2 separate regions of the Homo sapiens genome follow, and region 1 is linked to region 2. Evidence: read pairs that join two places in POLR2A ChIA-PET (ENCODE). Cell type or tissue: OCI-LY7. All regions are shown on one strand. Each heading gives the region's core, and the rest is flanking DNA. Links, peaks and the distances in the headings are about the cores only. Region 1 overlaps ELAPOR1 (endosome-lysosome associated apoptosis and autophagy regulator 1). Region 2 overlaps TAF13 (TATA-box binding protein associated factor 13).

Region 1 (7,030 bases), core at 3,820-6,319, 150 kb after region 2:
ACAAAATGCTCATCTGATTAGCCACTGCTGCCCTGGCAATGGCTTTGTAAGAGTCAATGAGAACTAGAGCCAGGCTGTGGTCCCTGGCCATCAACAGTGTTGGTGACGGCAGGGAGTCCCTTTGGTTTAATAAATCCAGTTTTTCTTTGGGTATCCAAATTCTCCCCTCCTTTTGTAGGAGTCAGGCTCTCAGAACCTGTGTCCATGTTGGAACTTCCCCCAGTGTGGATGCAGATACGCAGCTCCTGAGCTCCAGCCTAAAGTCTTCTGTAGCCTCAGCAATACTTGGGCACCTGCTGTCTCACTGAATAGCTTTCTTTTGTGACAAAGGCCACAGACAGCCCTTAGACTATTCCGGAAACAGTAGGAAAAATTACATATGTCTTTGACTTCTTTATTCTGACTCCACTGATTTTAGCCATAATACTTTAAGGAGCTACTTTTTACTACCCCTTACCGTGCTGACTTCTGCAGGTCTGCCCTGTGACCTGTCAGGAACTCCTGAGTTACGCTACTGGGGTCACCTGTTGCTCCCCTAGCAAGTTAGGCATGTCATATATTTTTAACAGCTTTATTGAGATATAATTCACATATTACACAATTCACCTTTAAAACATACGATTCAATGGTTTTCAGCAAACTCACAGAGTTGTCCGCCCACTTGAGAGCAAACACATGTTCAATTTTCTTTTCCTTTTTTTTTTTGAGACAGAGTCAGCTTTGTTGCCCAGGCTGGAGTGCAGTGCCATGATCTTGGCTCACTGCAGCCTCCCCATCCTGGGTTCAAGTGATCCTTCTGCTTCAGCCTCCCCAGTAGCTGGGATTACAAGCATGCGCCACCACGCCTAGCTAATTTTTGTGTTTTTAGTAGAGATGGGGTTTCACCATGTTGGCCAGGCTGGTCTCAAACTCCTGGACTCAAGTGATCCACCCACCTCGGCCTCCCAAAGTGCTGGGATTACAGGTGTAAGCCACCGTGCCTGGCCTACATGTTCAATTTTCTATGAACAAAGGCTTTAGTCCTTGACCCAGGGCTAAAGTGGTCTGTCCAAGCTGTTGTTGGTAGAGGGAGTATGATAAAATGTTTAAATCTCATTTGGTTACCTTGAGTCCTGGAACATGCAGTAACTGTCATGCTATAGACATCATCTGTATTTGGCTGGGAATACAAATGAAGATTGTGGTGTATTCAAGCAGTAGGGTTTTTGCTTTTGTTTTTGTTTTAGTGCCAACAAAACTTTTTTTTGTCTGACTACATTAAAGATAAGACTGACTATATTTATACAACAGAAACTTTGTAATAGATTTTTTCAGCTTTGTGAAATCGAATTTTTTTTCATCAGGGCTGGTTGGATTTCCTTTTTACCCTGTAATCCAAGCGTTAATAGTTTGTTAGAAGATGGGTTATTGCATGTCACTTTTTTTTTTTGTAAAATAAAAACATACCTTACAAGTTGTTTTTCTTAAACATGGGTTGGGTGGCTGGAGGGGTGAGTGGGAAATGTAAGTGTCCTGGAAGCTTAAACTGAAAAGGAGAAGGATTCCACATTCGCAGAGAGGCAGAGAAAAGAGCACAGACTTTGGAACAAGATGGACATAGGCTAGAAGCCTCCCACTACTTGTTGAGGAATCAGTCAATAACCAAAGCCTCAGTTTCCACAATAATAAAATGCATCTAATGATACCCAACACACCAAGATTGAATGAGCTCAAAAGAAATAACTCATAAACCACTTCGCATGCTACTTCCCTTCCCTTCTGCTCAGGTTTCTTTCAGGAAACATGAGGCCAGCCACATAACAATAAATCCACAAATAGAAGCAAAATTAGCTTCTTTGGGTATGAAGTAGATTATTACAGACTAGATGTGGAGAAAATCCTAGATGATATCAAGGGCCTACCATTTCCTGAGGTTGCTAGATTTTTGCTTTCTTTCTTTTTTTTTTTTTTTTTCTGAGGCTCACTATGTTGCCTAGGTTGGAGTGCAATGGCACAATCTCAGCTCACTGCAGCTCCAACCTCCTGGGCTTGAGTGATCCTCCCACCTCAGCCTCCTGAGTAGCTACAGGCATGCGCCACCACACCTGGCTAATTTTTGTATTTTTTGGAGAGACAGGGTTTCACCATGTTGCTGGTCTCAAACTCCTGGGTTCTAGAGATCTGCCCACCTTGGCCTTCAAAGTGCTGGGATTGCAGGCATGAGCCAGCGTGCCTGGCAGGATTTTTCTGCTTCAGGACTTTATTCTAGTTGAGGGCACTTGATCCCCAAAAATAATTCTCTCAGCTATTAATAGATGAGTTGGGAATGTCACACTTTTCAGACTGAATGGCACTAAGTGCCAGATGTTCTTCGTCAGGGTCCTTAGGTAATTTCTAGTCTTCTAACAGGCCTCTCCGCGCCAGTGCTTCCCACACCAGTATCACCCCCCTGCTCTGTAGCCAGAGCTCTTTTTCTTTTTTTCATGAAAAGTTTTCTGGTAAAAGGCAGAAAACCTGCTAACCAAATTCTAAAAGAGGGTGTGGCGGCTCATGCCTGTAATCCCAGCACTTTGGGAGGGCCAGGCTGGAGGATCGCCTGAGGCCAGGAGGTTGAGGTTGCAGTGAGCTATGATGGTGGATTGCACCACTGCCCTCCAGCCTAGGTGACAGAGGCAGACCCTGTCTGTAAAAAAAATAAAAAAATTCTACAAGAGCTGGAACACTCAGAGCCGTTTTTCTAACACATCTGATGGCACTCAAATGTGCCATCTCTGATGGCTCCTTATTGCTGTCAGGCAGGAGCAATTGGCAGCAGCTCACCTACACTCCAAGGCTGGTTGTTTATGACCCACATCTACTTTGACTGGGTGGTACCTGGGTTGTACTGGTGGTTAAATATTTTGAACATCACCCCTGCTTATAACATACAGTCCAAACTCTAAGAAGGTAAGTAGAAAAGAAAACGCATTCGTTTGGCATCTGTGTCAAGCCTGGACTTAATGCTTTCACAGCATTGCCTTTTTTCATTTTCAGAACAGCCCTGGAGGCAGCTACTATCCCCATTACACCCATTACAATAGAGGAAGAAACTGTGTCTCCAATAGATTCAGTTACGTGGCCTACAGGGTCCCTAACGGCCCACCGGCCCACCTTCCCAACATTGTTTCTACTCTAACCACACTGAGCTTTTGATGGTCTCTGAGTCATAAGCACCTTCATGCCTCCAGCATTGGAATATGCTCTCCTCTCTGCCCCTCTGCTTCCTTTTCACCTCACAGATCCCACTCAGCCTTCCACGTCACCCCACTGTGGGAAATAACAGGGCAAAAACAGTCCCATGGGAGTACCGCTATGAATCTTTATGAATACAACCGTGTACTGTGCAATGCAACAAACAAGCAACAGACACAATCAAGCTTGAAACTGCGGGGCAGTGAGAGGGGTGTGTAATGATATGGAAATGATTTTAAGAATTTCCCAATCACTGACAAAGAAGTAAAATACATTATCAGGTGACCAGGCAAGAATATACTTACGACTTGGTCTAAATCTTAAGGAAGACAATTAATTAACTGGGAAGCATAGAGCAACAATGAGTATTAAGAGATAGAGAAACTGATTTAGGGTTTTTAAGAGCTATTCAAGGAGAATTTGAAATATAAACTAATTTTGTCTCAGTGCCAAAGTTAACAATCCCACATAAAATGCAATTCCCTATAGAGTAGTTCAGCCTTAACGGTACTTTCACTTTCCACAGTTTCAGTTACCTAAAGTCAACTTAAGTCAAAAAATATTAAATGAAAATTCCAAAAATAAACAATTTATAAGTTTTAAATTGTATGCCATTATGAGTAGCATAATGACATCTTGTGCCATCTCACTCCTTCCCACCTGGGACATGAATCATCCCTTTGTCCAGAGTATCCATACTGTCTGCACTATCCACCCATTACTCACTTAGCAGCCATCTGAGTTACCAGATCGAAAAAGCACAGTATATGTAGGGATCCGTACTCTCCGTGGTTTCAGGCATCCACTGGAGACTACCGTAAGATACAGTGTGGTGGGAGAATTGATTTCGCACCCCAATTCTATCAGATGGAGAGGCTGGATCAAAGTCCCTCCAAGTCCTGGCAGCTTTCCCCGACCCACGCTATTTTTAAATGATTCCTGCTTAGTTGCTGAAGGATAGCAACGTGGACCTCCTTTGTTACTGTGTCTCTCTGATAGAAGGGAGTGGGTAAGCCAGAACTGGAGGCAGGGTTGTCAGTTCCTCCTGAAACAGTATCATCAATACTACTGTACTGTGGGAAACGGGAAGGGTGTCTAACCAATTTGCAGGGAGGGGTAAAGAGGATGTAAGAGAAGGCTTCCAGGAGAAAGGAGGAATTAGCCAGGTAAGAGGAACAGAGAAGGGAAAGGGAGTTCCAGGTAGAAGGAACTTGTGCAACCAAAGGCTCAGAGGGAAGGAAGGGAGCCACAAGAAGGTTGGAATGGGGAATACGAGGGGGAAATGTTAAGAGATAAAGAGGGCCAGGTGAGGTGGCTCATGCCTGTAAACCCTGCACTTTAAGAGGCCAAAGTGGGTGGATTGCTTGACCCCAAGAGTTCGAGACCAGCTTGGGCAACATGGCAGAACCCTGTATCTACCAAAACAAAAACAAATACAAACATTGCCTGGGGCATGGTGGCACACATCTGTAGTCTCAGCTACTCGGGAGGCTGAGGTGGGAGGATCCCCTGAAGCTGGAAATGTCGAGGCTGCAGTGAGCCATGGTTGTACCACTGTTTTCCAGCCTGGGCAACAGAGTGAGACTCAGTCTCACATACACACACACACACACACACACGAGATAAAGAGGGAACATGTTAGAGAAGCTGGTAGGGACAGATCATATATAGCGTTGCCAGCCATGTTTGGATTCCCCTGAGGGTAACAGGTATCCACAGAAGACTTCTAGCAAGGGAGTGACAGGACCGGACTTGTTCGGTGAACATTGAGAAACCCTACTCCAAATCCAAGACAGAGGAACACAAAGGGCTGCCACAGTGAGGCCTCAGAGAACCCTTCCGAGTTAGCCAGCTCCAAACTGGGAAAACTGAGGTAGGCAGCTTTTGTTGGGTGCCTCACACCCGCTTTTTTTGCTCCGTCTCTGCAGTTGCTCTTTTCCCCTAGGCTGCCCACTAGCTGCCCAGGATCCCCAAGGCAGTATCTTCACCCAGGACTCTGCTCGCTGACCTGCAACAAGCTCCCATCCTCTCAGCCTACTTCCTCGCAACCCACTCACTCAGGGAGGATGTAACAAGCACTTACCATGGGTAAGGCAGGGTGCTAGGTCCCGTGGGGAGAAAAATGCAAATACGCAATGGTCTCTGCCCTATAAGATCAGGCCCCATAGCATAGTCAGGGTCCTCACTGACCTGTTTTCTGCTAAGGATTGCTACTAAAAGGGCAAAGCCCAAACATTAGGCTATCTTAGGTATTTACCTGTGTCCTGGTTTTGATTCCATCACTTATCTTCTCTGGGGCTGTTTCCTTATATAGAAAATAAAAGGGTTAGCCTGGCTGGCTGTTTTCCAGTCAGGGCTTCTTGAGCACTTCAGTCCTCAGAGGCAGTGCCCAAGAGCATTCTTGGTAGTAAGGGTTAACAGAAATCACATATTCAAAGGTGGCAGGGCTTCACACCATCACTCCATAACGAAAGTTTTTATGTTGATTTGTTTTTGCGTTAGCTTCTGGCAGGAGTTACTTGGTGCAGTAACACTGCCTATTTCCTGCTGATCAGAATTTCTAGGTGGCAGCCATATAGATCTGATTAATAAAAAAGGCAAATTATTATTTTTTAAAAATCATGTTCATTAGACAAAAATATTTCAAAACATGAGGGACAAGGTGATGAAAAAATCAGGAATTATTAAGTTAACAGATAGCTGAAGCTCCCCTCCAACTCTAAAAATCCCACGATTCTAAGCTGATGAAGTATGCTATTATGTTAATTTATTATACTCATCAGGTAACATCAACTTTTTTTTTTTTTTTTTTGATACAGAGTCTCACTCTGTTACCCAGGCTGGAGTGCAGTGGCGTGATTTAAGCTCACTGCAACCTTCGCCTCCTGGGTTCAGGCAATTTTTGTACCTTAGCCTCCCAGGTAGCTGGGATTACAGGCATGTGCCACCACACCCAACTAATTTTTGTATTTTTAGTAGAGACGGGATTTTGTCATGTTGGCCAGGCTGGTCTCGAACTCCTGACCTCAGGTGATCCACCCACCTTGGCCTCCCAAAGTGTTAGGATTACAGGCATTAGCCACCGCGCCCGCCCATATGAACATTTTAAAGGGAGATGTTTGTAATCTAATGATAAGATCAATTGTAAAAATGCATGAATAAATTTGGAGAGATCAGAATTTCAAGATCACTTGTTGAATGACATTGATGACCTTCCTAAAGGGTTGACCCAGTGGCCCTCCTCCCCTAGGCCTGGGATCACTTCAGCCTCAGAAACACCTGCCACTGTTTTAGAAACTTAATTGGCAATACACTTTGGCGGTGCCTTCAATGACATGGAAGCAGGGAGCGCCCCCATCACAGACCTTGCCCTCAGAAGGTTTTAGGGAACCCAACACTTTGAGGAGAGTCTTCTTAGATGTTTTCCTCCAAGACTGCAGCTCCTCACCCTTCCTTTCCACTGGTTTTAAATCTAATACCATAGGCAGGTTGAACCAAGGAGAGCACACCCAGACAAGCCCCTTTCCTCTGCCTCCCTCAGGGTCTCTACTTAGCTCTATCATTGTTGTTAGACCTGACCTACACTTCAGGGTTGGCTTGGCAGAGGCTTTTTGGGGAGCAGGGATAGTGTAAGAGGCAAAAAAAAACAAAAAACAAAAAACAAAAACAAAAACCCACACTCAACACACAACATTTCTGTGACCAGATGCAGTGGTGAGGGGCCCTGGGGGGTAAGTTCCTCAGACACCAAGCGATTCTCCAGTGGACATTGGCTAAGCATTCTATAATTCAATTCGATTCTGATTCTGACACTAGCTAC
Region 2 (6,994 bases), core at 4,495-6,994:
CTGCACTCTAGCCTGGGCAACAGAGCAAGACCCTATTTCAAAAAAATAAAAAAATTAACAGGAATTGGGTATTAGATGGAATATTGAGGAATTAGTGTTAATTTTTGATAGGATATGGTAATAATATGTGGGCTTTTTAAACTTTGTTAGAAATATGTGCTGAAGCTCAGGCACATTGGCTCATACCTGTAATCCCAACACTTTGGGAGGCTGAGGCAGGTGGATCACTTGAGGTCAGGAATTCAAGACGAGCCTAGCCAACATGGTGAAACCCCATCTCTACTAAAAATACAAAAATTCGCTGGGCATGGTAGCAGATGCCTGTAATCCCAGCTACTCGGGAGGCTGAGGCAGGAAAATCGCATGAACCCAGGAGGTGGAGGTTGCAGTGAGCCAAGATCGTGCCACTGCACTCCAGCCTGGGTGACAGAGTGAGACTATGTCACAAAAAAAAAAAAAAAAAAAGATATGTACTGAAGCATTTATAGATGAAATGATACAAGGATGTCTGGGATTTGCTTTTGTTTTTATTTTTTATTTTTTTGAGATGGAGTCTCACTCTTGTTGCCCAGGCTGGAGTGCAATGGCACGATCTTGGCTCACTGCAACCTCTACCACCCGAGTTCAAGGGATTCTTTTGCCTGACTCTCGAATAGTTGGGATTACAGGCTCCCGCGACTATGCCCATCTAATTTTTGTATTTTTATTAGAGACAGGGTTTCACTGTGTTGGCCAGGCTGGTCTTGAACTCCTGACCTCAGGTGATCCATTCGCCTTGGCCTCCCAAAGTTTTGGGAATATAGGCATGAGCCATCGCACCCAGCCAGATTTGCTTTAAAATAATACTGCCCCCCTACCTTAAAAAAGGTAAGGGTTCTAAAACCAAGGTCCAAAATTAAAAATAAGAAAATTATTTAAAGGTAGGGGGATAGGACAAATTGGCAAAAAGTTGGTTACTTGTTGAAGCTGGGGGCTAGTTACACTATTATTGTGTATACTTGAGATTTTCCATAGGAAGTTTAAAAAAAAGTGAATTAATTTAGGAGAGAGCACCTATATATACTCCAGATCAGCACTGTCCAAAAGAATTTTCTGTGATGATGGCAGTGTTCCATATCAGCACTGTCCAATGCTGTACCCACTTACCATAAGGGTTTTGAGCACTTGAAATATAGCAAACGCAACTAAGGAAGTGAATTTTTCATTTTATTATCATTTTTTAAATATTTTATTTTTTGAGACAGAGTCTCACTCTGTTGCCCAGTCTGGAGTGCAGTGGTACGATCTCGGATCACTGCAGCCTCTGCCTCCTGGGTTCAAGCAATTCTCCTGCCTCAGCCACCCGAGTAGCTGGGATTACAGGCACGTACCACCACACCCGGCTAATTTTTGTATTTTTGGTAGAGATGGTGTTTCATCATGTTGGCCAGGCTGGTCTTGAACTTCTGACCTCAAGTGATCTGCCTGTCTTGGCCTCCTAAAAAGCTGGGATTACAGGCGTGAGCTACCGCACCCAGCTGAATTTTTCATTTTAAAATGTAAACAGCCATATGTGGCTAGTGGCTACCATTTACACAGTGCAGCTCTAAATACTGGAAGACAGCCATGCCACCTTACTACCAGAATTTGAAGTTAATAAGTAAGCTCAGGCATCAAGTCAGCCCGCCGAGCCTCTTTCCCCTTTTTGCTAATAGCAGTATCTAGTATCCCAATCCCATTCCAAGCTCTTTTTTACCAGAAGTGGGGCAAGAGATCCGGGCTATAGTACAACTTCTTCCTGGCCATAGTGACTGGTCCAGGAAGAAAATAAGCAGAGCTCGGATCCTCATAATCCTTGCTTGGAATTTTCTCTATTACGAAGTAAAGCAGCTTCTTCAATTTGGAGTTGTAAGGAGGGAACCCCAGAACTGCTGGCCATCATGTTCATTTGCCACTCTTAGAATAAAACCAAAATTAGGATAAAAGACAGAGAGACAGTCTTGCTTCTCAAGTACTTAGATCCAGTCAACCCTAAATTCAGCTCCATCCCCTTTCCCATGTGTCGGTTAGGTAAGCCAATAAATTCCTTGTTTATGCTATTAATAGTATTGAGTTAAGTTATATCACTTGCAACCTAAAATAGTCAACGCAAAGCCCCACTCAGTCTGGGCAACACAGTGAAATAGGTTCTCTAGCCAGGCATGCCTGTAGTCCCAGCTACTCGGGAGGCTGAGGTGGGAGGATTATTTGAGCACAGGAGGTCGAGGCAGTGAGCAGTGATTGTGCCACTGCACTCCAGCCTGGGTGACAGAGTGAGCAGTTTACTGAAGCCTTGACCTCTCAGGCTCAAGTGATTCTCCCACCTCACCTCCTGAGTAGCTAGGACCACAAGCGGAAACCACTGTGCCTGGCTCTTTTTTTTTTTTTACAGAGATGGGGCTTGCCTAGGCTGGTCTCCAACTCCTGGGCTCAAGCAATCCTCTCGCCTCAGCCTCCCAAGCAGCTGGGACTACAGGCATGCCACCACGCCCGGCTAATTTTTTTGTATTTTTAGTAGAGACAGGGTTTCACCATGTTGGCCAGGCTGGTCTGGAACTCCTGACCTCAAGTGATCCACCTGCCTTGGCCTCCCAAAGTGCTGGGATTACAAGTGTGAGGCACTGTGCCTGGCCTTGATTTTTAGTTGAGATGGGGTCTCTCTATGTTGCCCAGACTGGTCTCCAACTCCTGGGCTCAAGAGATCCTCCTGCCTAGGCCTCCCAAAGTGCTGGGATTATAGGCATGGGCCATGGTGCCCAGTCCTGCTTTTTTTTTTTTTTTTTTTTTTTGATACGGGGTCTCGCTCTGTCCCCCAGGCTGAAGTGCAGTGGCGTGATCTTGGCTCACTGCAAGCTCCGCCTCCCGGGTTCACGCCATTCTCCTGCCTCAGCCTCCCGAGTAGCTGGGACTACAGGCGCCCGCCACCACACCCGGCTAAGTTTTTTTGTATTTTTTAGTAGAGATGGGGTTTCACCGTGTTAGCCAGGATGGTCTCGATCTCCTGACCTCATGATCCACCTGCCTCGGCCTCCCAAAGTGCTGGGATTACAGGCTTGAGCCACCGCGCCCGGCCCAGTCCTGCTTTTTTAAATGAAAAGATTCACCCAGATACTCACTGAAATAAAAAAAATTTTCAGCTAGACTAAGCAGCAAGAATTATCATATTACCAGTAATGGGCATAATATTCTGGGAGGAAAAAAAGTCACAAATCAGTCAGATTCAAGGATCAACCTGTTTAATTGTTCATATTTTATTCCTGTATCAGTAGATTAAGAAAGTAAAATTTTCCCAAGCACTGATTTATAGATCATGTTTATAAGCAGCATACAAAAAGTTAAGTTTCATAAACAATAACATTCAGTGATCTACTTAAATCCAATTGTAATCCTTACTTTAAACTAAGGGCAATAATAATTTAATACATAGAGTAAATACACACAAAACCTGTGTATTCAGAACTACAAACATGGTTTCCATAGCCACGTATGGTTTTAGTCAAGGACACATTTCCACAATGAACAAGTACTTACAAATATGTTAATAAAACACTAACCCAAATGCTTACCCTGCCATCAGCTTTTTAAACAATGCCATTCCTGCTACTGAAAGCATTTATTTTTAGAAGCTTGAATCTGCTCTGGGAAAACGGGTTCTCCTAAAACTTAACAGGATGTTATAAATCCGAAAAGATTTTAAATCAAAAAGCCTTCCAACACAGCATTATTCATGTGAAACTTGCTTTCTTTTTTTTTTTTTTGAGACGGAGTCTCGCTCTGTCGCCCAGGCTGGAGTGCAGTGGTGCGATCTCGGCTCACTGCAAGCTCCGCCTCCCAGGTTTACGCCATTCTCCTGCCTCAGCCTCCCAAGTAGCTGGGACTACAGGCGCCTGCCACCGCGCCCGGCTAATTTTTTGTATTTTTAGTAGAGACGGGGTTTCACCGTGTTAGCCAGGATGGTTTCGATCTCCTGACCTCGTGATCCGCCCGCCTTGGCCTCCCAAAGTGCTGGGATTACAGGCGTGAGCCACCGCGCCCGGCCCGTGAAACTTGCTTTCTTAAAAAATAATAATAACTTGTTATCTGAAGAAAATTAAAAGATTATCTTTTAAGAGAGATAAACATTCTTACAAAAAACTATATTTTCCTCTATCATCTCTTTAAAAGAAATGCAAACCAGTTCATTATCTTTGTTTTTTTGAGAGTCACACTCTATTGCCCAGGCTGGAGTGCAGTGGCGCCATCTCGGCTCACTGCAATCTCTGCCTCCTGGGTTCAAGCAATTCTTCTGCCTCAGCCTCCCAAGTAGCTGGGATTACAGGCACATGCCTCCATGCCTGGCTAATTTTTTAATTTTTAGTAGAGGTGAGGTTTTGCCATGTTGGCCAGGCTGGTCTGGAACTCCTGGCCTCAAGTGATCTGCCCGCCTCAGCCTCCCAAAGTGCTGGGATTACAGGTGTGAGCCACCACGCCCGGCCTAGTTCATTATCTTTAATAATGAACTAGACAATAAACTAATTGTTGTCTAAAAACTTCTGAATACATGAAGTACAAGTCTGAGCTGTCAAGTCAAAAATGCCATTTAGATTTCACATATTAAACAGCTATAGTAGGCCAGGCGCGGTGGCTCACACCTGTAATCCCAGCACTTTGGGAGGCCGAGGCAGGTGGATCACGAGGTCAAGAGATCAAAACCATCCTGGCTACCATGGTGAAACCCCGTCACTATTAAAAATACAAAAAGTTAGCCAGGCGTGGTGGCAGGCGCCTGTACTTCCCAGCTACTCGAGAGGCTGAGGAAGGAGAATCACTTGAACCCGGGAGGTGGAGCCTGCAGTGAGCCAAGATCACGCCACTGCACTCCAGCCTGCCAACATAGTGAGACTCCATCTCAAAAAAAAAAAAAAAAAAAAAAAAAGCTACAGTATAGCTTACAAGGGCATAAACATACCTAACACATTAAATACTACTTTATCCTTTAAATAGTCAAAAGTCAGAACAACGGCATGGTTTGCAAGGTACTTTGACTTATGTGTGGTCATTAAAACCCAGTAAGTAATTCAAGTATGGTAATATAAAGGCAGGCAATTACATGCACCAATATCACCCTAAAATCAAAGGCATAAAAATAAAGGCTGAAAACTTTGTGTTTCTCCATCTTTCATTTACATGGCTAGATATCAGAATCTTACTTTAGAAAATATACAATTATTATATATGGTTTCCCCAGATGGTAATTTTCGGAAACTACAAAAAGTGTCAAGATCCATAATTTGCTTCATCAAATGCTTTTCTAGCTCGTTTCAATTCTTCATTCATAGTAAGCAAGTCTTTAACCCTGGCAAACTTCCTTGGGTCCTTTCGAATCAAGAAGACGATATCTTCAACTTGTACTCGACCTTGTCTTCCAATTGACATTGCCTTGTGAGTCTATTACAAAGAAACATATTACATTTAACTTTTTTAAATCTAATATTTTACTGTTTTAATTTGCATTTATTAATTGCAAGTGAGGTAGAAGATTTTCTCTTATTATTATTATTATGGCTATTCATTTGTGAATTATCTTTCTACTCATGTCCTTTGTCTATTTTCTACTGGATTATTAGCAATGTTCTCCTTTATGCTTCACAGGCACTTTAAAAAAAATCTTAAGGACATGAAAGCTGTCAACTTTATTGTTCCTTTTTTGTTTTTTGATATATGTAGATTTTGTCTTCATTTATATAAAATAATTTTATAATTTTGTGTACCCACCCATTTCATTTATGCTTTGTGTCCTCCTCTATCTTAATACCCAATAAATATTGGTGGGTTTTCTAAAAATCAAATAACTCTATCTCATCCTGTCATTATATACTCACCTGTGCAAAATCAAAGACCTATCACAGCATTATTTCTAATGATTAAAAAATAGAAGCTAAATACTTAATAATACGGCATTGAGCCAGACACAGTGGCTCATGCCTGTAATCCAGCACTTTGGGAGGCTGAGGGGGTAGATTGCTTGAACCCAGCAGTTCAAGACCAACCTGGGCAACATAGTGAGACCCTGTCTCTACAAAAAATTCAAAAATCAGCAAAGCATGGTGGCATGTGCCTGTAGTCCCAGGTATTTGGGAGGCTGAGGTGGGAGGACCACTTGAGTCCGGAAGGTCTCAGCTGCAGTGAGCAATGATCATGCCACTGCACTCCAGCCTGGGCAACAGAGTGAGATCCTGTCACACACACAGACACACACACACAAAAAATTGCGTATCTTTAAATACTGGAAAAGGAGGGGAAAAAAAAAAACCTATGTTGGATAATGGTATTATGGATAATATTTTTATTTTATTCAAGGATTTTATAATTATGTCCTTATAAAAAATGCAAGAGGCTGGGCGCGTTGGCTCACGCTTGTAATCCCAGCACTTTGGGAGGCCGAGGCTGGCGGATCACCTGAGGTTGGGAGTTTGAGACCAGCCTGACCAACATGGAGAAACCCTGTCTCTACTAAAAATACAAAATTAGCTGGGTGTGGTGATGCATGCCTGTAATCCCAGCTCCTCGGAGGCTGAGGCAGGAGAATCCCTTGAATCCGGGAGACGGAGGTTGCAGTGAGCCAAGATCGTGCCATTGCACTCCAGTCTGGGCAACAAGAACGAAACTCCATCTCAAAAAAAAAAAAAAACAAAAGGAAGAAGGGGGGATAGAATATACATGTATAACCTCCATCCTCAATGATAAATAGTAACCAATAACTTCTGCAAACAAGCACTCAAATGGATAGCTTATTTCAAAGGGATGCCATAAGTTCTAGTCTTACCTAAAGTTTAATATTTCAAATCTATTCTTCAATTAACTAAGACCAGTTAGGAAAGAATCTTACCATTTCAGTGATAAACTCTATGACAAGATCTTCAAGAATATCCACTGACTCAGTATAAGGATTCTGGTCATCCCCAAAGCCATACATCATACATCGCACTGTAAAAGA

What was found. Peaks named below come from ENCODE experiments on the same cell type or tissue, not always from the same donor. Only the 100,000 strongest peaks of a DNase experiment are listed, where the experiment ranks them.
Region 1: POLR2A ChIA-PET joins it to region 2 with 5 read pairs; 9 of 35 experiments call an interaction of 5 or more read pairs at or near these places.

The regions. Positions count from the first base shown.
Region 1 is chr1:109,205,329-109,212,358 of GRCh38, forward strand. It overlaps ELAPOR1 (endosome-lysosome associated apoptosis and autophagy regulator 1), which reads left to right. Exons shown (of 22, transcript NM_020775.5): 22 at 1-1,453. Among named protein-coding and RNA genes, the nearest start is that of SARS1, 5.1 kb to the right of the region's middle. In OCI-LY7, for the core only: no CTCF peak of the experiment used is centred there; a DNase peak (open chromatin) is centred at 5,283.
Region 2 is chr1:109,059,249-109,066,242 of GRCh38, forward strand. TAF13 (TATA-box binding protein associated factor 13) reads right to left here. Exons shown (of 4, transcript NM_005645.4): 3 at 6,887-6,984; 4 at 4,892-5,445. The coding sequence ends at 5,275. Among named protein-coding and RNA genes, the nearest start is that of TAF13, 13 kb to the right of the region's middle. In OCI-LY7, for the core only: no CTCF peak of the experiment used is centred there; no DNase peak of the experiment used is centred there.